Regions from separate parts of the Homo sapiens genome. Here regions 1 and 2 are each linked to region 3. Evidence: chromatin loops called from intact Hi-C (ENCODE). Cell type or tissue: heart left ventricle. All regions are shown on one strand.

Region 1 (8,000 bases), 55 kb before region 3:
ACAGGATTTCTCAGAACCCTTAATATGCTAATGTGCACTGTGAATCCCTAAGTATTTCCTAAATTAATAAGAGCACAGAATTCCTTTTAAAATAAAATTATTATTGCCAGGTGTGGTGGCTCACGCCTGTAATCCCAGCACTTTGGGAGGCTGAGGCGGGCAGATCACTTGAGGTCAGCCTGGCCAACATGGTGAAACCCCGTCTCTACTAAAAATACAAAAATTAGCTGGGCGTGGTGGTGGGCGCCTGTAATCCCAACTACTGGGGAGGCTGAAGCAGAAGAATCACTTGAACCCAGAAGGTGGAGGTTGCAGTGAGCCAAGATCATGCCACTGGACTCCAGCCTAAGCAACAGAGTGAGACTCCGTCTCACAAATAATAATAATAATTCTTGCAAGGAATGCTCACAGGCATTCGTTATTGTTACAGGGAACCCACTTGGGAATTGCCCTTGGACAGGGATAGAGCACTTTCCTTGGCCACAGCTTGGACTAATGGCTGTCACCCAGCATTGCCCCTGAAAAATGTCTGGTCTTAGGAAGAATTGGAAAGATCTGGGTTAGATGACATCATGGAGATGGCTTAGAGTGCAGGCAGCCTCCAGAGGAAAGTGGGAGGGAAAAGTGAAAATCTGGAGAAGGTGAGGGTGGCAGCGAGAACGTACTGTTTACTCAACGCAGGTGCAAACTACAGGGCAGGCAACGACCTTGACATTTTCTTTTTCTTTTTTTTCTTTTTTTTTTTTTGAGACAGAGTCTCGGGCAGGCAACAACCTTGACATTTTCTTTTTCTTTCTTTCTTTTTTTTTTTTTTTTTGAGACAGAGTCTCGCTCTGTCACCCAGGCTGGAGTGCAGTGGTGGAATCTCAGCTCACTGCAACCTCTGCCTCCCGGGTTCAAGCGATTCTCCTGCCTCAGCCTCCCAAGTAGCTGGGACTACAGGCACCTGCCACCACGCCTGGCTAATTTTTTGTATTTTTAGTAGAGATGGGGTTTCTCCGTGTTAGCCAGGATGGTCTCGATCTCCTGACCTCGAGATCTGCCCACCTTGGCCTCCCAAAGTGCTGGGATAACAGGCGTGAGCCACCGCGCCCGGCTGACCTTGACATTTTCATAGGCATCATTTCCCATCCTCAGGACAACTCTGAGAAGCAGATGGTGTCATACCCATTTCCCAGATGAGAAAATGGAAGCTCAGGGGGTTAAGCAATGTATGAACGTTTAACATGCAGTAAATGGTAGAACTGGGATTTGAACTCAGGGCTGCCTGAGTCCAAAGCCCATACTCTAACCCCTCTGCCTCAGGGTGCCTAAAATGTCATGGCCCTGGAGCTTTCAGCCTGTAGGGGATGAGAAGGCAAACCGCCTGTGGTTTGTAAATCTAATATTATCATCTGACTTTTTCCTGATATCTTAGTGAGGTCTTTTCAATGGAATAAGCTTAATACGTTATCCTCCCCCAGTCTTCCCAGTTTCCCATCAAATAAAGATGATTCAAGAGGCCCCAAATGCAGAGCTAAAATCAGCCTTTCATCCTTGCCACCTCCCACCTCTCACTCCTCTGGGAATTGCTAGGATTTAGGAGGCCAGTATTGAACTTGAGATTTCAAGAACTGTTTTTGAGTGGCTTACAGCTATGTCCTGAGCGCTCTGAGTGAAGGCAGAGGTGCTGGTTAGCAAGGTGGGAGGCAGAGATACCGAGCTCCCAGGCAGGGATGAGGGGCACAGCATGGAGCAGTGACTTCTGAGAGTGTTGTGTGTCTTCATGGATTGTGCAATCTCTATCCGGAAATTGATCAATTGCAATCAAAAGCAGTGGCACCAATTTATAATCTTTTAGAATCTAACTTCTTAAGGGTATTGAATCTTTACCTCTAAGGCAATCAGGTCCAGATGGCAAAGGGAAACCCTCTTGTCACCAGCTCTTGGGCATTTAAAAACAGCATGGCAGGTTGCGGCCTTGCAAGGAAAGAAGAGGGGAAAACATTGTAAATACTGTGTACCCTGACTGTGTTGGCTGCACTTGAAAACAGGCATCTTCATTTGCAGTTAATTAGATTAACTCAGCTGCGATTACGAATGGAATTCCTTGCTCCAGCAACAGCGAACGTTTGTTGAACATGTGTTGTAATCTTGCCTTTAAATACAACCACATGTATGACATATTTTGTTTTCTCTTGGCCATTGGACTGGAAAACTATTAATACAACATCTGCTTTGCTTTCTGATTGAATCAGGGGCAAAGAGCAGGTCTCTGTAGTGTCCTTCAGATTATGCCTGGGATATCAAGTTACAGCTGCTAACCACTTTCCCACTGCTTAAGAATCCAACCCTGAACGTGACTTTTCTATTGGAAACGCAGGTCTCACTCACTGGAGGACCAAATTACCTCCTGATCTTGCCTCCAGCATGTGAAGTCCACCCTCGCACCTCCCACGCCTGAACAACTCACTATTGTAACCCCTTGTTAGTTTTTTAAACGGTACTCAACCCCATTTCAAATCATTTTATTTTTCGCTTAGTCGTTTGTCTGTCTCCACCATGAAAATATTCCCTCCAGAAGGGCAGGACCCATGTCTATTCCCCATGCCCTCCCCTCCTCTCCCCTAGGGCCAAGAACACTTAGCAGGCAACTGAATAAATATTTGTTAAATAAATCACGGTGTTTCCCAATTGCGTGGAGAATGAAGTAAGAGTGAAGACTGGTGAGAAAGTGACAGTCTTCTTGCAATCATTTCAGTCCTGATAATATCAAGAGTCTCAGTGCCGGGCAAGGTGGCTCATGCCTGTAATCCCAGCACTTTGGGGAGGCTGGGATGGGAGGATCACTTGAGGCCAGGAGTTTGAAACCAACCCAGGCAACATAGTGAGACCTTGTCTCTACAAATTAAAAAAAAATAGTAATAGTTAGCTGGGCATGGTGGCACACGCCTACAGTCCCAGCTATTTGGCAGGCTGAGGCAGGAGAATTGCTTGAACCTGGGAGGCAGAGGCTACAGTGAGCAGTGATTGCGCCACTGCGCTCCAACATGGGCAACATGGTGAGACTCTTGTCTCAAAAAGAAAAAAAAAAGCCAGGCGCAGTGGCTCACGCCTGTAATCTCAGCACTTTGGGAGGCCAAGACAGGTGGATCACCTGAGGTCAGGAGTTCGAGACCAGCCTGGCCAACATGGTGAAACCCCGTCTCTACTAAAAATGCAAAAAAGAAAAAAAGAAAATTAGCCGGGCATGGTGGTGGGTGCCTGTAATCCCAGCTACTCAGGAGGCTGAGGCAGGGAGAATTGCTTGAACCCAGAAGGCGGAGGTTGTAGTGAGCTGAGATCGTGCCACTGCACTCCAGCCTGGCGACAGGGCAAGACTCCATCTCAAAAAAATAAAAAATAAAAAACTCTCAGTTCGGTGTCTAACATCTCTTTTCCTTGCTATTCTCATCCCCCAACACCTCCACACTCCCCACACCCTGCCTCTTTTTTTGTTTAAATAGAAAGTACATCTTGGGGCTCAGAGTGAAGGACAGTTATCGAGGCTAGCTAGGATTTCATACTATTGTTTGGTTTTCTGAGTGTTTAATCCCTTTCAAATAACATTTGCGGCTCTACATGTCTGGTAGTAATATAAAGTTTCCCTGGGAAAGAAATGTAAGTGTAAGTGTATTGCTTTAAAGGGAAACAGCCACAATGCAAGTGAAATGAAACAAAAGGCTTGGAGGTGTCTCTGCATGGCTGAAGTTTGGAAACGAATGCACACAGGCATGCACATTCATCCGTGGGACTATCCGCTTAGAGTTCTGTTTGACCAGTGCCTTGTGCAAGGCAATTCAGCAAAGAGAACTTTATTTTCCTCTCTTCCCCAAATAATTCAGGCCTGTGCTGTTAAGTCCTACCTCCTCATCTCTTCCCCTTCCTCCTCTCCCTGCATCCACCTTTAGGAGTTATCATTACTCAGAAAGAGACCAAGAAATATAGGGGACCTGGGACTCCATGAGACCGGATGTGGAAAGCCCCTCAACACACCGGCAGGAAATACCTGCAGCCGTATTCCTAGCCGAATCCTGAAATTGCAGACAAATTTTGCGCTTTTCTGGAAGGAAGTCTCGCTATCATTCATCAAGTTCTGAAAGGGCCCCGAGAAGAGTTCGAAACTACTGGGCTGGAGGTGGCACCAGGAATGGATCGTTGCCCTGGAGTTCTGACCCTTGGTTTTCTGCCGCACACAGCTGATCGGTTAATAATGCAGCAACTTAATAATTAAAATGAGACTGTGTGATCCTTAAAGATGCAGGCTCACTCCCTCCTGTCTTCACTTGAAGAAGGCTGTTGCCACCAAAATCAGTGGGCTTTCCCAGAAGGTTCTGTACTTACCTGTGCTTACAGGTAAACACAGAGAACAGTCTGCTTTTCTCTCCGGGTCTCCTCCACACTTGGAGCTTATGCATCCAGAGACTAGGCTGGCTGGTTCATCTTTTGCCTTCACAATCCTTCATGTTTAATTGCGTCTACTTCTGCCTCTACCCTATCTAACTTCTCCAAAATATTTCTTGTCAGTACCCCAGGATCAAGATGGGTGGACCCACTGCTCTGTTTGTAAGCTGGGAGGCAGGAAGTTTGGCTTGGCTGTGTGACTGTAAACAAGTTACTTCACTTCTCTGACTCATAGGAATGCTGTTAAATTTAGATCAAATGAAGGAACAGATGTGGGAGCTCTGTAGAAAGTTAGAAGAGTCATCTCGGATGTGAAAGCTCTATTTAGAGAGCAGCAATCAAGTCACCATCTGACCAATAACACCTAGAAGACCCTGGAATAAGGCTCCTCCCAGTCAGAAAAAAAAAAATGACATGGAACTTGCAACTTTTGCAGTGGTTTTAAATATGATTTTTTTTAGGTGGGTCCCACTCAATTCTCCAAGGCATAGTAGATAACCCTCCATCAGTAACTATCGATGATGGATATTTGTGGTCCTTTCATACCTCCCTTAAAGGACTCTGACCTAGGCTGGGCGCGGTGGCTCACGCCTGTAATCCCAGTACTTTGGGAGCCTGAAGTGGGTGGATCACCTGAGGTCGGGAGTTCGAGACCAGCCTGAGCAACATGGAGAAACGCTGTCTCTACTAAAAATACAAAAATTAGCCAGGAGTGGCGGCGCATGCCTGTAATCCCAGGTACTCGGGAGGCTGAGGCAGGAGAATGGCTTGAACCCAGGAGGCGGAGGTTGCGGCGAGCCGAGATCACACCACTGCACTCCATCGTGGGTAACAAGAGGGAAACTCTGCCTCAAAAAAAAAAAAAAAAAAAAAAAAAAGACCCTGACCTATTCCCAGGCCGTATGGTGGTTGGGATGGTATTGATTGGCTCCAGATGTGAACATGTGATTCAGAATTGGCCAATTAGATCATCACATTCCCTTCATCATAAGCAATTGGTTTAACTCTGAGTATGTCATTTAGTTTAGGCCAATGAGATGCAACAAGACTTTTACAAGCATTTCTGAGATGTAATCATATTCCTTTCAAATAGAACCTAGCTTGATATTGGGCCAAAGCTGCTGCAGTCTTCTTCTTTTTTTTTTTTTTTTTTGAGACGGAGTCTCGCTCTGTTGCCCAGGCTGGAGTGCAGTGGAGCAATCTCGGCTCACTACAAGCTCCACCTCCCGGGTTCACACCATTCTCCTGCGTCAGCCTCCCAAGTAGCTGGGACTACAGGCGCCCGCCACCACACCCGGCTAATTTTTTGTATTTTTAATAGAGACGGGGTTTCACCATGTTAGCCAGGATGGTCTCGATCTCCTGACCTTGTGATCCGCCCCCCTCGGCCTCCCAAAATGCTGGGATTACAGGCGTGAGCCACCGCGCCCGGCCTGCTGCAGTCTTCTTAACAGCAGAAAGAGAGAATTGGAGAATGGCCTGCAGCAAAAACTGGAACAAGAGATGAATGGAAACAGAGTTGTGATTTTATTACTTGAGCTCTGGAATCCAGTTGTGCCTGAATTATTGAGCTTTTTCATTATATGAAATGTAAATTGTGTTTGTTCGTGTGAAACCTCTATGGTATGAGTTTTGTGTCCCTTGCAACGAAAAGAGAACTGACTGACTACAGTATATATATATATATATATATATATATATATATATATATATATATATGTATATATGTGTGTGTGTGTGTGTATTTGTGTGTGTGTGTGTGTGTGTATATATATATATATATATATATATTTTTTTTTTTTTTTTTTTTTTTGAGACAGGGTCTCTCTCTTTCTCCCGGGCTAGAGTGCACTGTGTGATCACAGCTCACTGCAACCTCCTCAAACTCCTGGGTTCAAGTGATCCTCCTGCCTCAGCCTCTAAGTAGCTGGGACAATAGGCATGTGCTACCATGTCTGGCTAATTTTTTAAAAACTTTTCTATAGAAATGGGTTCTTGCTATGTTGCCCAGATTGGTCTTGAACTCAAGGCCCCAAGCAATCCTCCTGCCTCGACCTCCCAAAGTGCTGGGGTTACAGGCATGAGTCACTGTACTTGGCCTCCCTTTGAGAACTTTATGAAAGCTTCCTTTCCAAGAAAAACACACTCTTGTATCCACATAAAAACATATATGGAATTTCAGGATTCCATGTGCCTCCTGAAATCCACCCTCAGTCTCTAGGATAATAACCCCTCTTCCTGAGTGTGGAATCCAGAGGGCTTTTCTGGAAGAATCCAAGCTCTGGAACTGCACTGCTTGTTGTAAATCCTGGCTCCACCGCTTATAGCTACATGAACTTGGGCCTCTCTGAGCTTCAGTTTCCCCAATTAGAAAAAAGGGAATAATATCTAACTTTACAGGGTTGCAGTGAAGCCTACATGAGTTCATTTAGGCAAGGCACTTAGAACAGTACTTGGCATATATTAAATACACACGTGTTCATCACCAACCTCTTTATGATTTTAGTTTTATTGTTTATTTTCACTGAGCTCATTAATTCTAGATCCAACATGGTTCTGTATCTGGCTCACAGATATATCTTCTGGACTACGTATTATTCTTAAAGTAAATAAATAAATGCATGTGTAGAAATTAGGAGTTCACATGAAAATCAGGCTGTATGGCTTCTCTTGGGACATCAGGTCTGATAAAACCAGGCCCATTTGCACCTGGCATCATGAGCTGGAGCTGGAAAATTCTCCGGTTCACCACAGCCCCCACCAGTCCCCAGCACTAACACACAGAATCCATAGTCCAGGATCATTGCGCTTTCAAAGTCATCATATCCCTTAAGGCCAATAAATCATTCTTGTACCCATGAAAATGAAAGCTAGACCAAAGAAGCCACATATTTTTTTTTTTAAGAAAGCAGACATTTATTTAAGTAAAAACTCTGCCCATCAGTTTAACATTGCAAATGCCTTCATTTACTTGCTTTATTACCTGGCCCCTGTGGGCATTTGAGTTTTTGATCCTGGCTCTGCACAGTTACTGATCATTGGCTATTCCTTCCTTCTCTTCCTCTCTTAGCCTGTTGACTCAAAGGCATGAAGAGCCCCAAGTGGCGGGGTGGCAGTCTTAACTTCCAGCTCAGTGAAATCATTGTTTTGTCTTCTGGTGGCAGCATTCTTCCCTCTGGAACTAAGACCTCTAGGCCAGCAAAGCATAAAGTCTCAAGAACAGGAAAAAAACATTTTGCTAGTGGGTCGCTAGGGGTGATGGTGACTGGTGCCACTCCCATTTCCACCCCGTTGATTCCTGGATCTGTGAATCCCGGCTAGGGGAGAAATAGCACCATATATTGGATACTAATTCAGAGCATATTCAGCCTTCTGGAGAAACTTGCCCCAGCCCTCCAAGGTATTACTACTTAGCTGGTGCTGTAATTGAGTCTTCAAAGGGCTGTTACAATATTCTATGAAGCCAGCTGCTTCAGCATCATGACGAACATGGTAAGACCAGTGAATTCCATGAGCATGGGCCCATTCCTGCACTTCTTTTGCTCTGAAGCCAAGTCAGGTTGACACATAAAATTAAC
Region 2 (8,000 bases), 130 kb before region 3:
CAGCCTGGCCAACATGGTGAAACCCTGCCTCTACTAAAAATGCAAAAATTAGCCAGGAGTGGTGGCGCATGCCTGTAATCCCAGCTACCCGGGAGGCTAAGGTGGGAGAATCACTCAAACCCCAGGAGGTGGAGGTTGCAGTGAGCTTAGATCGTGCCACTGCACTCCAGCCTGGGCAACCGAGTGACCCCCGTCTCAAAAAAAAAAAAGAAAAAAAAGATTAAAATCAGCAAAGGGAAAAGGCACATGGGGCAAAGTCCAGGTAAAACCAGGCCTAAGCTTCCAGGTGTCCTCTCCCAGTGGAGTCACATGGATGTGCTGAGTCCTCCCAGCAACAGTGTGTGACCACACATGCAAAGTGTTGTCAACAGGGAAACTCACCTGAGCCTTGAGTCCCCACATTTTTACTGAGCTGAGTCACATAGACACAGAGTACCTCCATGGCTGGCTACAGCTCCTCAGACTCCAGCCCCCAAAGCAGCAACAGACATTTACGATAAATCACATCGTCAGCATAAACTATCTGATCCAGCTGGCACATTGTGACCCAAGGCCTCAGGCATATAAAAACCTTATCAGGGAGAATACTCCAGGGGCTCAGAGCTCATCTCCCAGGAGCTGACCAAGAGCCAGTGTTGAGGAGAGAAGCCTTTCTTGGAAACATGCAGAGTTTGAGCAGCCCAGGCCTGCTGAGTTAATCCTTTCCTGCACAGCGTTAGAGCCAGAGGAGCCTGATAGAATGGGAGGAAGACAGCACCTGAGTAGGTGAGTTTCTTGCTTCGCCTGTCTTCATGCAGCTGCCTCTTCTCCAGTGCATCAGGGAATCTAATCTAGAAAAGAGCACTTTTAGTAGATAGTAGTAAGGTACCAGATCCCATGCCATTCCTGATTTATGCACCTGCTTCTACACATCAAAGGACTCAGTGACAAGATGTGGATTAGCCTTATACATACTGGAAAACCTCACTCAGCAGAACCTGGATCATGGACTCTCTCCCACATTTCAATCCATAGAAAAATTTCTGCACCAGGTTTTAACATAATTTTATCTGTTATCTGGCATAATTTTTAATGCTTTCAATGATGATTGTCTACTTGTCATAAATAAGATCTTCCCATTTTACCCAGCAGTCAATCAGATAGTTGCACTGTTAAGAATCTTAAGATACTTACTTTCCCAGGAAACTTGGGAAATTTGAGAGGTGCTTCTTTTGCAAAGCAAAAACATATTTGAGGTGCATTGTTCAAAAAACATTTGCACTGTGTACTTAAGAGAAAAATTTAATATGAAGATGAGACAATGTGCTTTTACCAAGACCTCCATGGGTGATGTTGTAAGAACAAAAGCAGTTGTGGCTCTTTAACCAGAAAGGAACAAATCAGGTGAACTGACAGTGAAAGGATTGTTTAGCTGGATTAAAGATCTGTAGATTATAGATAACAGATAAAGTGGAAAAGATTACACTGCTAAATATCATAATAATTTTATTTCTACCCAGGGACGTAAAATGCTCCCTGGGTAGAAAACTTAGTAATAACATCCTCAGTATACATAGCTTTGAGGAGGTCACTGCTTTTCAAAGGAAAGGGTAAGATTATTTGAAATTTTACTTTTTGAAAATACGATCACAAAATGGGCTAGCATGAGGGCTTAAGTAAATGCCCATTGGAAGAGACTTCTAGTTCAGTGCTACTTTCCTATGTTGCCATAGGATTATGTTGTACACGGTATTCAAATAACATTGAAGACTGGGTGCAGTGGCTCACGCCTGTAATCCCAGCACCTTGGAAGGCCAAGGCGAGAGGATCACTTGAGCCCAGGAGCTCAAGACCACCATGGGCAACATGTGAGAATCCATCTCAATTTGTTTAAAAATTAAAATAAAATAAATTTTAATAAAAATACCATTGAAGATACTAAAGCAAACATAGGAAAGCTTGGTGCTTTAAGCAGAAATAGGAATCTGAATTTTTTAATTGTTTTGTGTCTGTCACATAGGGGAACTTGGATAATTATGCCACATGTTGAAAGCAAGAGACTGGCTGTTTATAATTACGATACATTTCTGTTAAACTGAATTACTGCTTAGGAAGGCTTATTTTCTTCATAGTCCAGGTTTCATCTCGAATATATTTTTTCTCACATTCGACTTGTAGTTAAGTTATAACATTTAGTGGTAAACTAGCTGTTTTCTGTAGCTATTAATGGAAACAATTGTGGAATTATTTGAAAGCAAATCTTCAGTTTTTTAGTATAATCATGGATAATTAGACGAAGAGATTACCACGTTATAAGAAAAGTACAGTAATAATAACACCTAACATTTATATAGTGCTTACTAGGTGCCAGGCACTGTTCTGAGCGCCTTGCATATGTTATGTAATCCTCATAACAGTCTTTTGAGGTAAGTTTTTAAATTATTATCCTCATTTTACCAATAAAGAAGTTGAAGTACAGAGCCATGAAATGACTTGCCTAAGGTCACGTGGCCAGTAAATGGTTTCAGATCCACACACTTTGGAACCGGAATCTGTACTCTAACCCCCTAAGATTATACAGACTACAAATTAATCAGGAAATTGGGATGATCCCATGTGTGATATACAGCTTAGCCAGTGTAACAAGTAGAAACAAAGTGGGGGACACAACATAATAATACCAAATGAATGTTAAGGAAAAATAGAAGAGCAGTAATTTTTTTGAATGGTCTGCCCTTTGTCCTAACCAGAGTGCAATAGAGAGAATGGAGTGGTAATGAGTGGCAGCCAGAGCCATTGCCATTGCAGAGGGCTTTTCAGCAGGTAGCGCTTGAGTCTGGTATTGAGAATAATGAGAAAAACATGGAACTGAAACCATTGTCTGCCCCCTTGTGATCTACTTATAAAATTTGTACTAATAATATATTTGCATTTATAGGTTGTTTCAAATAGTATAAAATTTTAAATTACAATTTCTGTTCTTTAGTAGTATCTTCTAGTGATACCCTGCTCTAAAATATTTATCCAGAGTGGTTGAAGAATTGAACCCTCTGATTTCATTTCCTCTAATGGGTGTATTAGTCCATTTTCATATTGCTATGAAGAAATACCCCAGACTTGGTAATTTATAAAGAAAAGAGGTTTAGTTGATTCACAAGTTTCACATGGCTGGGGAGGCCTTGGGAAACTTACAATCATGGCAGAAGGGGAAGCAAACTTGTCCTTCTTCACATGGCAGCAGGAGAGAGAATGAGTGCCAGCAGGACAAATGCCAGACACTTCTAAAACCATCAGATCTCGTGAGAACTCACTCACTATCATGAGAATAACATGGGGGAAACCACCCCCATGACTCAATCACTTCCCACCAGGTCCCTTCCAGGACACATGGGGATTATCGGAACTATTAATTCAAGATGAGATTTGCGTGGGGACCCAGCCAGACCATATCAATGGGAAAATCTTGGTTGTTTTAACCCTTGTTGAAATTAATTAACATTGATGGTTCCTCTTCTGTTCCCCTCACCTTAGTCTGTTTTATCGCAGTTCCTCAGTTCCAGTTGTTTTTTTTTTTCTTCTCATGTTTGCTTTGTTCCCTCGACATCAGTTGTGAACCCAAGCAGGGAAGAGACTCAGCTTATATATCTTTTCTGTCATACCTGGCAGAATTAATTATAACATACTTTATCAATTTTGAAAAATAAAGCTACCGCAAACCTGGCTTACTCTTTCTGTGATTATTGAGGATCTTGTCATGATGTAGTTCCAAATTGCGAATCTTAGTTATGATTGTACTGTCCTCTAGATCTACCGTATAAGATATGAGCCACCTTGAAGACAGGAATTCTTGCGTGATCACGATTATATCCAAAGTACCTAGAGCACCACGCAGGAACACTCCATAAATGTTTTTCAATAAATGCATGAGTGAGTAATGAATGCTGCTCCCAAGGCATAACCTGAGCTGTTGATTTTTTGTTTTAATCTCTGATAGAAATTTGATTTCTTATATCTATTTCAAAATCTTGATCTTGATTTTCCTTTAAAACTCAGGGTGTTTAATGGGACCTCCCACCTGGAGTTTTTAACATCAAAATTCTATCATATATGTTTTTTAGTTTCTTAATGATTTTTAACCACCCCTATTTGTGATTACCCTGAAAATGTTTGAATATAAATGATTTACATTTACACTTTAACCTTACAAACAGTCTCAAGAATCTCTTGGTGGCATTTTTTACATGTGGCATTTTTTGACATGCTTGTGTTGTTTCTTAAATATTTGAATATAAAGTCAAAATAAACAACTGCTTTTTTTACTCTGGAAAATCAAGAAGTAGTATCCGACCAAGGCACTTTTTACTGACTTTTTCTACTTCCTTTACCCATCATTTGTCTTGGCATATTTACTTCTAATATATTCCTTGTTTTTGTTTTTGTTTTTCTCTTACTGCTATCATCATGTAGATCATTTTCAATACTACAATTTACACACAATAAAATCTAGAATTTTGAAATTTGTTTCAGAAGTGTTGACAATGTTTTCTCCCACAGGGAAAAAGCAAGCATGGTTGTCCCTGAAGAAAGAGAAGGCAGAGATGAAACAAACTTAGACCTAGTAAGAGGCACAGCATCTGCAGATGTTTCCACTGACACTCGGAAAGCCGGTGAGTCCTGCACTTTGTCAGGCACCTCCATTGCCTGCAAAGGGGGCTGTGAAGTTCCAGAGTTACTCTGCCAAGGCTTGGTCTGTATTAACAAACTCTTAAAAATGGGGGTTGGGCCAAGGAGAGGATGTGTACTTCCCTACTCTAATCTCAGCTCTGCCATTCACTAACCATGTGTCCTCCCCAGAGTGAAGGCACTGTGTCATCTGCGAATCATGTGAGGTTGAGTTTTAGGCACCCCAGCTTAGAATGGGTTATGTTCCAGCATTTCCTTTATATTTGGTTGGTTGAGACTCAGAATGTACTTTTGCAAATAAACTTTGTTAAACGGTGATTAGGTTCTTATCTCAACCTAAAAAGCCAGTTTAACTCAGAGTAGTTAAAGGAAGTTTCTCCTTCCCTCCTCTGCCTCTCCCCTTAGTTGTATACATAGGTGGGGTGCATACACTCCTCCTCTCCTTCTGTATTCATTTCTTCTTGGTAGCTCCCCAGATACCTGGTGTCTGGTACGCATTGCTGTGCAGTGTCCAAACTGTGGCATGCCACCAAGACCTGCTGAATTCCAAGTGCACTGTGATCCAGAAGTCACCATTTTCCCATTCCCCAAATTCCTATTTTCCTATGCCAGCAGCTGATTTCAGCCAGGTGGCATGAGAAAAGCAATACGATTGAGTTGGTTTAACCTTCGGTGAGGCCAAGTACAGTTGAAGCAGTGGGTGTCAGAATTTAGTAGACTTTAGAATAACCTCAGATGCTCATTAAAACTGTAGATTCATAACCCTCAATTCATAGAAATTCCAACTCAGTGGATGTGAAATGGAGCCAGCAGCTCGGGGGCTTCTGATGGAAGTGGTTTTTGGACCATACTTTGGGAAACATTGCCTCAGAGCCTCTGTGTCTTGTTCAAAGAAGATTCTTTGAAATATCAACCAGGTTGTTGACATTTCATGAAGAACGACAGAATGTAAGGCAGTATGGGTACCACACAGAGAGCTGTTCGTAGAAGTCTTTCCTTAGAGATCAGTTCTCCACGCCTTCATATTAGTTGCCTATGGCTGCTATAACGAATTACCCCAGACTTAGTGGCTCAAAACAGCACACATTTTATTATGTTACAGTTCTGCAGGTTCAAAGTCCAAATGGGTTTCACAAGGCTAAAATCAAGATATCGGCATGGCTGCATTCCTCCTGGAGGCTCTAGGGGAGAATCCCTTTCCTGGCCTTTTCCAGCCTCTAGAGGCCACCTGATTTCCTTAGCTTATAGCCCCTTCCTCCATCTTCATAGCCAGTAGCATAGCATCCTCCCTTCTCTGATCATCCTGCCTCCATCTTTCACTTCTGAGAATCCTTCAGCCTACCTAGATAAGCCAGATAATCTCCCAATCTCAAAATGCTTAACGGAGATACATTCTGAGAAATGTGTCATTAGGCGATTTCATCATTACATGAACATCACAGAACGTGCTTACACAAAGCTAGACGGTCTAGCCTGCTGCACAGCTAGGCTATGTGGTATGGCCTATGGCTCCTGGGCCACAAACCTGCACAGCATGTTACTGTACTGAATACTCTAGGCAACTGTAACACAATGGTAAGTATTTGTGTATGTAAACACATCTAAACATAGAAAGGTACAAAAATACAGTATTGTGATCTTACGGGATCACTGTCTTATATGCACTTTGTCATTGACCAAAACGTTGTTGTACAGCACATGACCGTATTAATAGGTTGCAGGGATTTGGATGTGGACATCTTTGCGGGGTACCATTATTCTGCCTACAGCAGCCCTTGATACTTAAAAATGTGATCCTTAAACAAGCAGCATTAGCATCACCTGGCATTTTGTTATGAATGCAGATTCTTAGACCCCTTAGATCTCAGACCTACTAAATACAACATCTGTTTTTTTGTTTGTTTGTTTGTTTGTTTGTTTGTTTTTGAGACGGAGTTTCACCCTTGTTGTCCAGGCTGGAGTGCACTGGTGCAGTCTCGGCTAACTGCAACCTCCACCTCCTGGGCTCAAGCAATTCTCCTGCCACAGCCTCCCGAGTAGCTGGGATTACAGGTGCACGCCACCACACCCGGCTAATTTTTTGTATTTTTTGTAGAGACGGGGTTTCACCATGTTAGCCAGGATGGTCTCAAACTCCTTTCCTCAGGTGATCCGTCCACCTCGGCCTCCCAAAGTGCTGGGATCACAGGCGTGAGCCACCGCGCCCGGCCCGAATCTGCTTTTTAATGTGACCCCAGGTGGCTCATGTGCATGTTATAATGTGAGAAGCTGTGGTCTAAGATGTTCATGTTTTTCCCAGCTCCTTCCCTTTCCCCATCTCTGGACTCACTGATATAAATACAATAGTCCCTAAATCACTAGATTTGCTCAGTGAGCATTTTTAACATCTACTGGGGCCGCTATTTTAAGCCTCTACCCTCAGGCTTTGTCCTAGGAATTGGGAATACATTGACCAACAAAATGTGGTCAGTGAGGAAACTACAGAGGGGAGACCTTAGCAGGTATGTGTGGATTTATGAATCATCGCAAGTAAGGAACTACTGACAGTCTAACTTTCCTATTAGCTCGGTTTCCTTCAAGGGAAATTGCCTCTACTTTATAAACAAATCTTTTTGAAAATATAGAAATTATATGGAATATTACCATATAGAATTATGTAACCATCCATCAGAGTTAACAACAGAAACATCGATTTTTAGATTTTGTTATATTCCTTCTTTGAGAGTTCTTCCCCAGTGACATTACTTACTTTTTCTCTGTAGGTGGCCAGGAACAGAATGGTACACAGCAAAGCATAGTTGTGGATATGCGTGAATTTCGAAGTGAGCTTCCATCTCTGATCCATCGTCGGGGCATTGACATTGAACCCGTGACTTTAGAGGTTGGAGATTACATCCTCACTCCAGAAATGTGCGTGGAGCGCAAGAGTATCAGTGATTTAATCGGCTCTTTAAATAACGGCCGCCTCTACAGCCAGTGCATCTCCATGTCCCGCTACTACAAGCGTCCCGTGCTTCTGATTGAGTTTGACCCTAGCAAGCCTTTCTCTCTCACTTCCCGAGGTGCCTTGTTTCAGGAGATCTCCAGCAATGACATTAGTTCCAAACTCACTCTTCTTACACTTCACTTCCCCAGACTACGGATTCTCTGGTGCCCCTCTCCTCATGCAACGGCGGAGTTGTTTGAGGAGCTGAAACAAAGCAAGCCACAGCCTGATGCGGCGACAGCACTGGCCATTACAGCAGATTCTGAAACCCTTCCCGAGTCAGAGAAGTATAATCCTGGTCCCCAAGACTTCTTGTTAAAAATGCCAGGGGTGAATGCCAAAAACTGCCGCT
Region 3 (8,000 bases):
CCTTGTGATCTGCCCACCTCGGCCTCCCAAAGTGCTGGGATTATAGGCATGAGCCACCGTGCCCGGCCTATTTTTTTATTTTTTAAAACCTCTTACTTTTAAGCTCTGTTGGACTTGATGGAAACCATACCTTAAACCTTTAGGGGTGTGCATATGAGACTCACCTCTGTGTTTTTGTTTTTTATAGAGATGTGGTCTCTCTCTCATGCCCAGGCTGGAGTGCAGTGGCACGATCACAGCATCCTACAACCCCCAACTCCCTCTCCCTCCCACCTTGGCCTCACCAGTTGCTAGTACTACAGGCACAAACCACCATGCTTAGCTAATTTTTTAATGTTTAATTTTTTGTAGAGACAGGGTATCATTATGTTGCCCAGGCTGGTCTCAAACTCCTGGCCTCATTCAATCCTCTCTCCTTAGTCTCCCAAAGTGCTGGGATTACAGGAGTGGGCCACCATGCCTGGCCAGAATTACCCATTTTGTTTGTTTGTTGTTTTCAAAGAATAACGCCCCGTGGTCTTGTTATGCCCACCCCTTCCCCATGAGGATCACTTCCACAGGTCCACAGGGAGCCGCTCACATTGATGGGAAAGTATGGCACATCTTGTGTCAGGATGGAAACCTAAATTTGGCACAGCAAGGCCTGAGGTTAGTGGCAACTTCAGTTCCTATAAAACGTTCCCTCAAATCATGATGTCACTTTGGTGTTAACCCTCTTTTTTTTTTTTTTTTTTTGAGACAGGGTCTCCCTCTGTTGCCCAGGCTGGAGTGCAGTGGTGTGATCTCTGCTCACTGCCAGCCTCTGCCTCCTGGGTTCAAGTGATTCTTATGCCTCAACCTCCAGAGAAGCTGGGATTATAGGCATGCGCCACCACACCTGACTAATTTTTGTAATTTTAGTAGAGACAGGGTTTCACCATGTTGGCCAGGCTGGTCTTGAACTCCTGACCTCAAGTGATCTGCACGCCTTGGCCTCCCAAAGTGCTGGGATTATAGGTGTGAGCCATGGTGCCCAGCCTGGTGTTAACCCTTAACCACATCAAAATTCTCTTAAGTTTCAGCTCAATTTTTTCTTCGCTTTTATTTTTGCCTATGAAGTGACTTCCAAGTCATATCTTTAAAAATATTTGGGTGGCTTTTCCTATAAAAGCAGAGTCCTTTATAAAGCAGACTGCCCCTCCCTCAGGAAACTGGGAAGAGATTGCTTCAGGAGAGCTGGTATCCTTTCATGACTAGGGGGAAGTACTGGAGTAATTCTGCCCATTTTGAAAATATTTATTGTTCTCAGAATTATTTATTTCATTCAGAAATATAATTAAAAACTAATTTTATTTTTATTATTTTTGAGACAGAGTCTTGCTCTGTCACCCAGGCTGGAGTGCAGTGGTGTAATCTCAGCTCACTGCAACCTCCACCTCCTGGGTTCAAGAGATTCTTGTGCCTCAGCATCCCAAGTAGCTGAGACTACAGCCGCCCGCCACCATGCCTGGGTAATTTTTGTATTTTTAGTAGAGATGGGGATTCAACATGTTGGCCAGGCTGGTGTCGAACTTCTGTCCCCAGGTGATCCTCTCACCTCGGCCTCCCAAACTGCTGGGATTACAGGCATGAGCCACCACAGCTGGCCTAAAAACTAATTTTATTTCTGTATATGAGCCCATCCTCCTACTTGAATTGCTATTTCTACTGGGCAATGAGGAAAGGATAAAATATCACAAAGAATCCACCCATGGTAATAACAGCTTTGATTTACTGAGTGCTTAATCTTGTAAGGCACTTTTCCGTATGCTTCACATATATTAAGTTGGTTAATTTTCCCTACTCATGTTCTTATGTTAGATGAGAACACTGAGGCACTGGCCACCCGGAGGAGAACATAACAGCATCTTACACTGGAGTCCTGACCTCAGGGGATTTGGGGATTTTCTGTTTCATAAAGATAAAGGCTTTTGAGGTAGGGAATAGCCTTGTTGGTCACGAAAGGCAAAGTTTGTGCATTTGGAAACAGGCTGATCTGGGGTGGAACCAACCACTTGCCAACTGTGTGTTGTTGCGTGTTGTTGTGTGTCGTTGCGTGTTGTGTGTGTCGTTGCGTGTTGCTGTGTGTGTTGTTGGGCATGTCCTCTCACCTCTTATGTTCCTGGTTTTCTCATCTGTAAAATGGGGACAACCATAACTTCCACAGGGGATTTGTGACGGTTGATTTTAGGCATCCGTTTGGCTGGATTAAAGGATACCCAGATGGCTGGTAGAGCATTACTTCTGGGTGTGTCTGTGTGGGTGTTGCCAGAAGAGATTGGTGTTTGAATCAGTGACTGAGTAAGGAAGATCTGCCTTCATCGCCATCAGTTGAGGGCCTGGATAGAACAGTAGAAGAAAGACAAATTCTCTCTTTCTCTTCCGGAGCCAGGACACTATCTTCTCCTGTCCCTCGACACCAGAACTCCAGATTCTCCAGCTTTTTTTTTTTTTTTTTTTTTTTTTTTGAGACAGTCTCACTTGATGCCCAGGCTGGAGTTCAATAATGCAATCTCAGCTCAGTGCAACCTCCTCTTCCCAGGTTCAAGCGATTCTCCTGCCTCAGCCTCCCCAGTAGCTGGGATTACAGGCACCCATCACCACACCTGGCTAATTTTTGTATTTGTAGTAGAGAACGGGGTTTCACCATGTTGGCCAGGCTGGTCTTGAACTCCTGACCTCAGGTGATCCACCTGCGTCAGCCTCCCAAAGTGCTGGGATTACAGGCATGAGCCACTGCGCCCAGCCCAGGTTCTCCAGCTTTGGACTCTAGGACTCGCTCCAGTGGCTCCCAAGTTCTCAGGCCTGTAGCCTCGAACTGAGAGTTACACCATCAGATTCCCTGGTTCTCGGGCCACAACTGCGACTGAGCTATGTCACCAGTTTCCCTGGCTTTCCAGTTTGGAGATGGCACATCGTAGGACTTCTCAGCTGCCATCATACATCCCCTCTTATGAATCTATATAGTTTTTTCTTTTTTAGAGACAGGGTCTCACTCTGTTGTCCAGACTGGAGGGCAGTGGCACAGTCAGAGCTCACTGCAGCCTCGACTCCTGGGCTCAAGAGATCCTCTCACATCAGCCTCCAGAGTAACTGGAACTCCAGGCATGTGCCACCATGCCCAATTCTTTTTATTTTTTGTAGAGACGGGGTCTCACTGTGTTACCCAGGCTGGTCTAAAACTCCTAGGCTCAAGTGATCCTCCTGACTGGACCTCCTAAGGTGCTGGGATTACAGGAATGAGCAACCTTGCCCAGCCTACATCTATCTAGAACCTAGTAGCTGTGTTTCTCTGGAGAACCCTAATACAGGGTTGTTGGGAGGGCTAAATAAATTAATAAATAGACAGCACCTGGAGCAGGGCTCAGCACTTTGTAGCTGCCCAGCAGGTGTGATTTTCCTTCTTCACCCACTTCCTCCATCTGGTGAGTTGAGTGAGGTTGAAACATGCAAGGGCACCCACATGCTCTGGCCTGTACACAGCAATTGGTTCCGGGGAGAGTGGACAGGTTTGGAGCATGGGCAGGCCAGCACTTGCTGACATTGATGTGATTATCAGGTGGGCTGGGTAAGCCCATGCAGACGCTGTTGCAGGTGGAAGGCTACCTAGAACCTCCAGGGCTCCTGATCTTACAGCAGCCGGCCCAGATGAGCTAGCTCATGCTCGCTTGCTTGCAGAACAGGACCTACCTACAAGGTAGTGCTGGGCTCCGGACTCAGACCCAGGTTCAAATCCTATTTCACAATGGAAACAGGCTACTTTCTCCACCTCCAGGATTGCAAGAAGATTGGTATGACCTTGATATGCCCGCAATAAATGTTAGCCCTTCCTCTTTACAAACAATTATTATTTCATTAAGACTTACTCCTGGGAAGAAGTCACACTTTTCTGTGTGCTAACATCATGTACATTCTGATTCTCTGTCCTGTGTGCCATTCCATCATGCTCTCTACCAGCAAAACGCCACCAGTCTAAGGAGGAGACAGAACCGCATAAAAATAGTCACACAGTCTTCAGAGCTGCACAGGGAGTGGCACAGGGGCTTCACAGGCCTTGGGAAGTTTGTAAAGTGAGGGAGAAGCACTTTACTGTCGCCAGCTCCATTGAAAACAGATTGTAGCAAATGACTTCCCAGGAGCTCCTCCTCTCACCTTGGTGAATGTTGGGAGAGAATGAAGACTGCGGCTGAGAGGCAGCGCCTTGAGCCTTGAACGGAAAGAGGGACAGGGCCTGGGGGCTGTCACTGAGGTGCAGAAATGGGTTTTGGGCTGGGCATCAGACAACCCCAGATCCCAACACTGGCTCAGCCAATTCCTGGCTGTGTGACATGGAGCCATTACTGTACTTTCCTTGCCAGGCCTCCATTTTTCCTCTCTCTAGAATGGGGAGGCTGGTAATACCCACTTTGGAGGGCAGTGTGAGGACCGAAGGGGGCTGTTAAGTGCTCGGCGCGCAGCGAGCACTCAGGACGGGTGGCAGCGGTCACCTTTGTCGCCACCGTCCAAGCCTTTGCAGAGGCTCAGGGCCGAGCCCCGGACATGCGCATGCGCACGCGCACCCGGCCGGCCAGGTGAGAAGGAGGCGGCCGCCTCGCACCTGGGCTTTAACCCTTCCCAGTCACGGGAGTGGGCGGAGTGCACGCAGGGACGGAGTCGGGGGCGAGCAGCGAGAGAGGCCGGGCTTGACCCTTGAGGCGGGGTGGGCAGCGTCCGGGGAGCGCGCCGAGCCGCTTCTAGCCTGGGGTCCGCGCGCGCCGCGGGGAGGAGGGGGAGTGCCGAGGGGAGCGAAGTCTCGCGAGATCGCGCGGCGGCGGCGGGAGCGGCGGCGGCGGCGGCCGGGGAGGTGAGCGGCGGGCGGTGGCGGCCGTTGGGGGCTGAGGCCGGGTGAGAGCGGCCGAGACCGAGGGCTGGGTGGGGGAGCGGGCCTGGTGAACATCCCGCGTCCCAGGCAGCCATCCCTGTTCGTCCCCGCAGCAGCTGCGGCGCCGTTTGGTCCGCACCGTCCCCGGGACTCGCGCGGGGCGGGGCGGCCGGGGCCGCGGGCCGGTGCCTCCTTCAACCGGTCCTCGCGCCCGGGCGCGACCCCGGGGCCGCCTCAGTGTCCATCTCGACTGCAGAGTTGGCCCTGCTGACAGTGGCAGCGGCGTTTATGGAGCCTCTGCTGTGTGCCGGGCACTTAAGTTGCGCGCTTGCACGCCGGGGCTGCACAGAGAGGTGGAGCGCCCGGGCCAGAGCCACACTGCGAGGAGGCGGTGGGAGGGGACCGGGACCCCTGCGCCCCCTTCCTCTTCCCACCTCCCACTCCCCTCAGCCCTTTTCTCCTGGGGTCCCGACCAGGCTTCAGAGGGGGTGTCTGGGAGCGCCCTGAAGTTGGATGCAGCTTGGTATATGGGTTTCTTGGGAGAGAGTTTTTCCAGGGCTTTTGTCTCGTTCCTAAAAGGGTCCCCGATCCCCAAGTGGTCAAGAACCATTGTTTGGCCCTGCTTGGAAGCAGAGGTGGGCTGAGAGCAGCGGGCGTGTGCTGGTAGTGGGGTGTCAGGCCCAATGAAGTGGAATATTGGAGCCCAGGGCTTGCCTTAGGCAAAGGAAACTCTTCTCTAAAAGTTCGATTTTTGTTTCAGCACGCGATTCCACTCTTGGGAACAGTGGTTCTCAACCTCGTCAGAATCAAGGTCCCTTCTTCCCCTTTGCAGCAAACATGTATAAAGCCCTCTTTACTACCCTGAAATGAAATTCATAAACAATGTGACCTCCCTACACACATCCTTGAAAAGCAGTATGATGGTTTGATTGAAGCGTAAGGGCGAAATAGAGAACAGTATATGACAGATGTTGCTGTACCATTCACATCTAGGACATACTCTTGTGCTGGAAGACAGTATATACTGGGGTGCTTGTGCCAGCTTCTAATGAGTACATTTGTATTGGTTAAAAAAAATTAGGAGGAGCTATTTCAAACAAGAGCAAGCCTGGGCAATATAGCGAGATCCCACCTGTACAAAAAAAGAAAAAATTAGCGTGGTGTGGTGGCGCACACCTGTAGTCTCAGCTGCTTGGGAGGCTGAGGTGAGGGGATCTCTTGAGCCCAGGAGTTAAAGGCTGCAGTGAGCTGTGATTGCACCACTGCCCTCCAGCCTGGGCTACAGAGTGAGGCCGCTACTTCAGGGAAAGAGCAGAGATACAGACGGAGGTTGGGAAAAACACCTAGGTTGGCATAACCTGTTTCTTGCGAATTAAAGAGAGAAACAACCTAGATTGAACTAGGGATAACATGGCAAGACAAATAACAGACTGTCTCAATAAATACGTAAATATTAGCACAAGCCCTCCATGGATCCATATTTTTAAACTATATTGTAGAATTTTTTGTGTCACACACTCGAAGGGACAATACTGGCTTCCTAACAATTACCATTGGTAATAATTAATAAAATATTAACAAGGTTGAAAATTTTTGGTTCAATATCAGTATCTCACTTGTTTGTATATGCTCAGTATTCTGATACTACAATTGTATGTTAACGGTGTGTGGTGTGAGGAAACGATCGCTAATGTTTAGACAGTTTTCCCTTACTCTATTTAAGCTTCCCTTGCTACTTTCTCCTACATTACTGGAGTTTCCCTGCAATTTCTTATAAAAACTTTTAAATATTGTAAAGTAATGCCAGTTTATAGTGGGCTTAATCTGCCCGTTCATTTGAAAGACTCTCGTACCAGGCGAATCTTCATTATACAGATCTGTCCCACCTATGTGTTGTGTGAAGTCTTTTAGATCCAGGCCCCCCAAACCCTAAATGCCAGCGGTGTCCCCCAGTCTCTTTGATAACTAAAAATGTTCCTTGGGGGCAGTTCCAGCTCCTTGGAGAACCACTCCAAACATCAGTGTTATCTAGTCAATTATAATAGGAATTATAAAAGGAAATTTAACAGACAGTTTTTGCTGAGAGTTTTGTCCTGTTTTGTTTTTTCTTTCTTTCAGAAGTGTCTGACGTACAAAAAGCATGCTTTTGGTTAGTGGCGCTTTCATTGATTATTCTAGAATCTCAGATGGGAGGTCAGGTTAGTACCTGTGTCCCTCTGTCTGAAAGATTGGCTGTGTTTAATGGAAATGTTGACAACTAAACACTTGAATCAAGTAGCAGATTGAGGTTAGAATGGAGTTGGGAAGCAACAACAATAATGTGTAGAAATAAGTCTTAGTTAAGTATAATCTAAACTAGTGTAATCACCCTTTAAATAGCTTCTTCTGCTTACTAATATCTATATTAGAGAATTTGGAAAATGCAGATGTATTCAAAGGTAAAACTTAAAATTACCTGTAATCACATATGCCAGTAGTCCTCATGGTGTGATTTGTTAGCAGTTGTCTTTTCATTTCAAACTTTGCTAGTCTTGCTGCATAGGGGAAAATGCAAATCGAGTTAAGAAAGTTCAGCTCAGACCATTTATATGTTACCTACGTATAACATTTATATATGTTACAATGTTACCTACATTGTAACATTATACATTTAACTCTTCTTTTAATAATAGTTTATTTGGCTTTTTTTTGTTGAATAGACGAGTTGCTTCTTGATGTAAGGTGTTTATTATTAGTTGCGTGTTACGTTTGAAAGGTGCTATGGAAACAGACATGTAGGTAATGACTGCTGTCAAAACAGAAGGCTATACTTTAAATTATCTAGAGTTAGAGACATTGAACACTTTGGAGATGGAAATTTATCCAAATTGAGAGTAATGAATTTATATTAATTTGAGCAAGCAGTATCTTGTTCCAGGGTAAAAGAGGTCATTACTGGTTTTTAAAATCAGAACTTTAAAAAATATTCACCTGTATGTAAAAGATGTTGATTGAAAATGTTCCATTTTTCTAGGCATAGGGGATAGATTGTTGAATGGACAAAAGTTCATGCTTTTATGAAGTTTTACATTTGAGAGACACAAATGTTAACTAGAAAATGAATACTATGCACATATCTCTG

The links. Peaks named below come from ENCODE experiments on the same cell type or tissue, not always from the same donor. Only the 100,000 strongest peaks of a DNase experiment are listed, where the experiment ranks them.
Region 1: a loop joins it to region 3, with 2.2 times the contacts of the local background. A loop is called at or near these places in 19 of 110 quality-filtered maps.
Region 2: a loop joins it to region 3, with 2.1 times the contacts of the local background. A loop is called at or near these places in 20 of 110 quality-filtered maps.

What each region holds. Positions count from the first base shown.
Region 1 is chr16:14,011,500-14,019,499 of GRCh38, forward strand. LINC02185 (long intergenic non-protein coding RNA 2185) reads right to left here and starts at 4,519. Exons shown (of 3, transcript NR_110909.1): 1 at 4,363-4,519; 2 at 1,873-1,959. It overlaps LINC02186 (long intergenic non-protein coding RNA 2186), which reads right to left. Exons shown (of 3, transcript NR_110915.1): 3 at 7,381-7,966. It also overlaps a transcript of MRTFB not described here. In heart left ventricle, CTCF peaks have their summits at 4,575 and 7,556; no DNase peak of the experiment used is centred here; H3K4me3 peaks cover 2,678 bases; H3K27ac peaks cover 4,023 bases.
Region 2 is chr16:13,940,190-13,948,189 of GRCh38, forward strand. ERCC4 (ERCC excision repair 4, endonuclease catalytic subunit) reads left to right here. Exons shown (of 11, transcript NM_005236.3): 10 at 4,534-4,646; 11 at 7,425-8,000. Among named protein-coding and RNA genes, the nearest start is that of ERCC4, 24 kb to the left of the region's middle. In heart left ventricle, no CTCF peak of the experiment used is centred here; no DNase peak of the experiment used is centred here.
Region 3 is chr16:14,066,505-14,074,504 of GRCh38, forward strand. MRTFB (myocardin related transcription factor B) reads left to right here and starts at 4,815. Exons shown (of 17, transcript NM_001308142.2): 1 at 4,815-4,861. RefSeq lists silencers at 4,590-5,059, 5,200-5,279. In heart left ventricle, no CTCF peak of the experiment used is centred here; DNase peaks (open chromatin) are centred at 4,817 and 5,217; H3K4me3 peaks cover 2,131 bases; H3K27ac peaks cover 1,351 bases.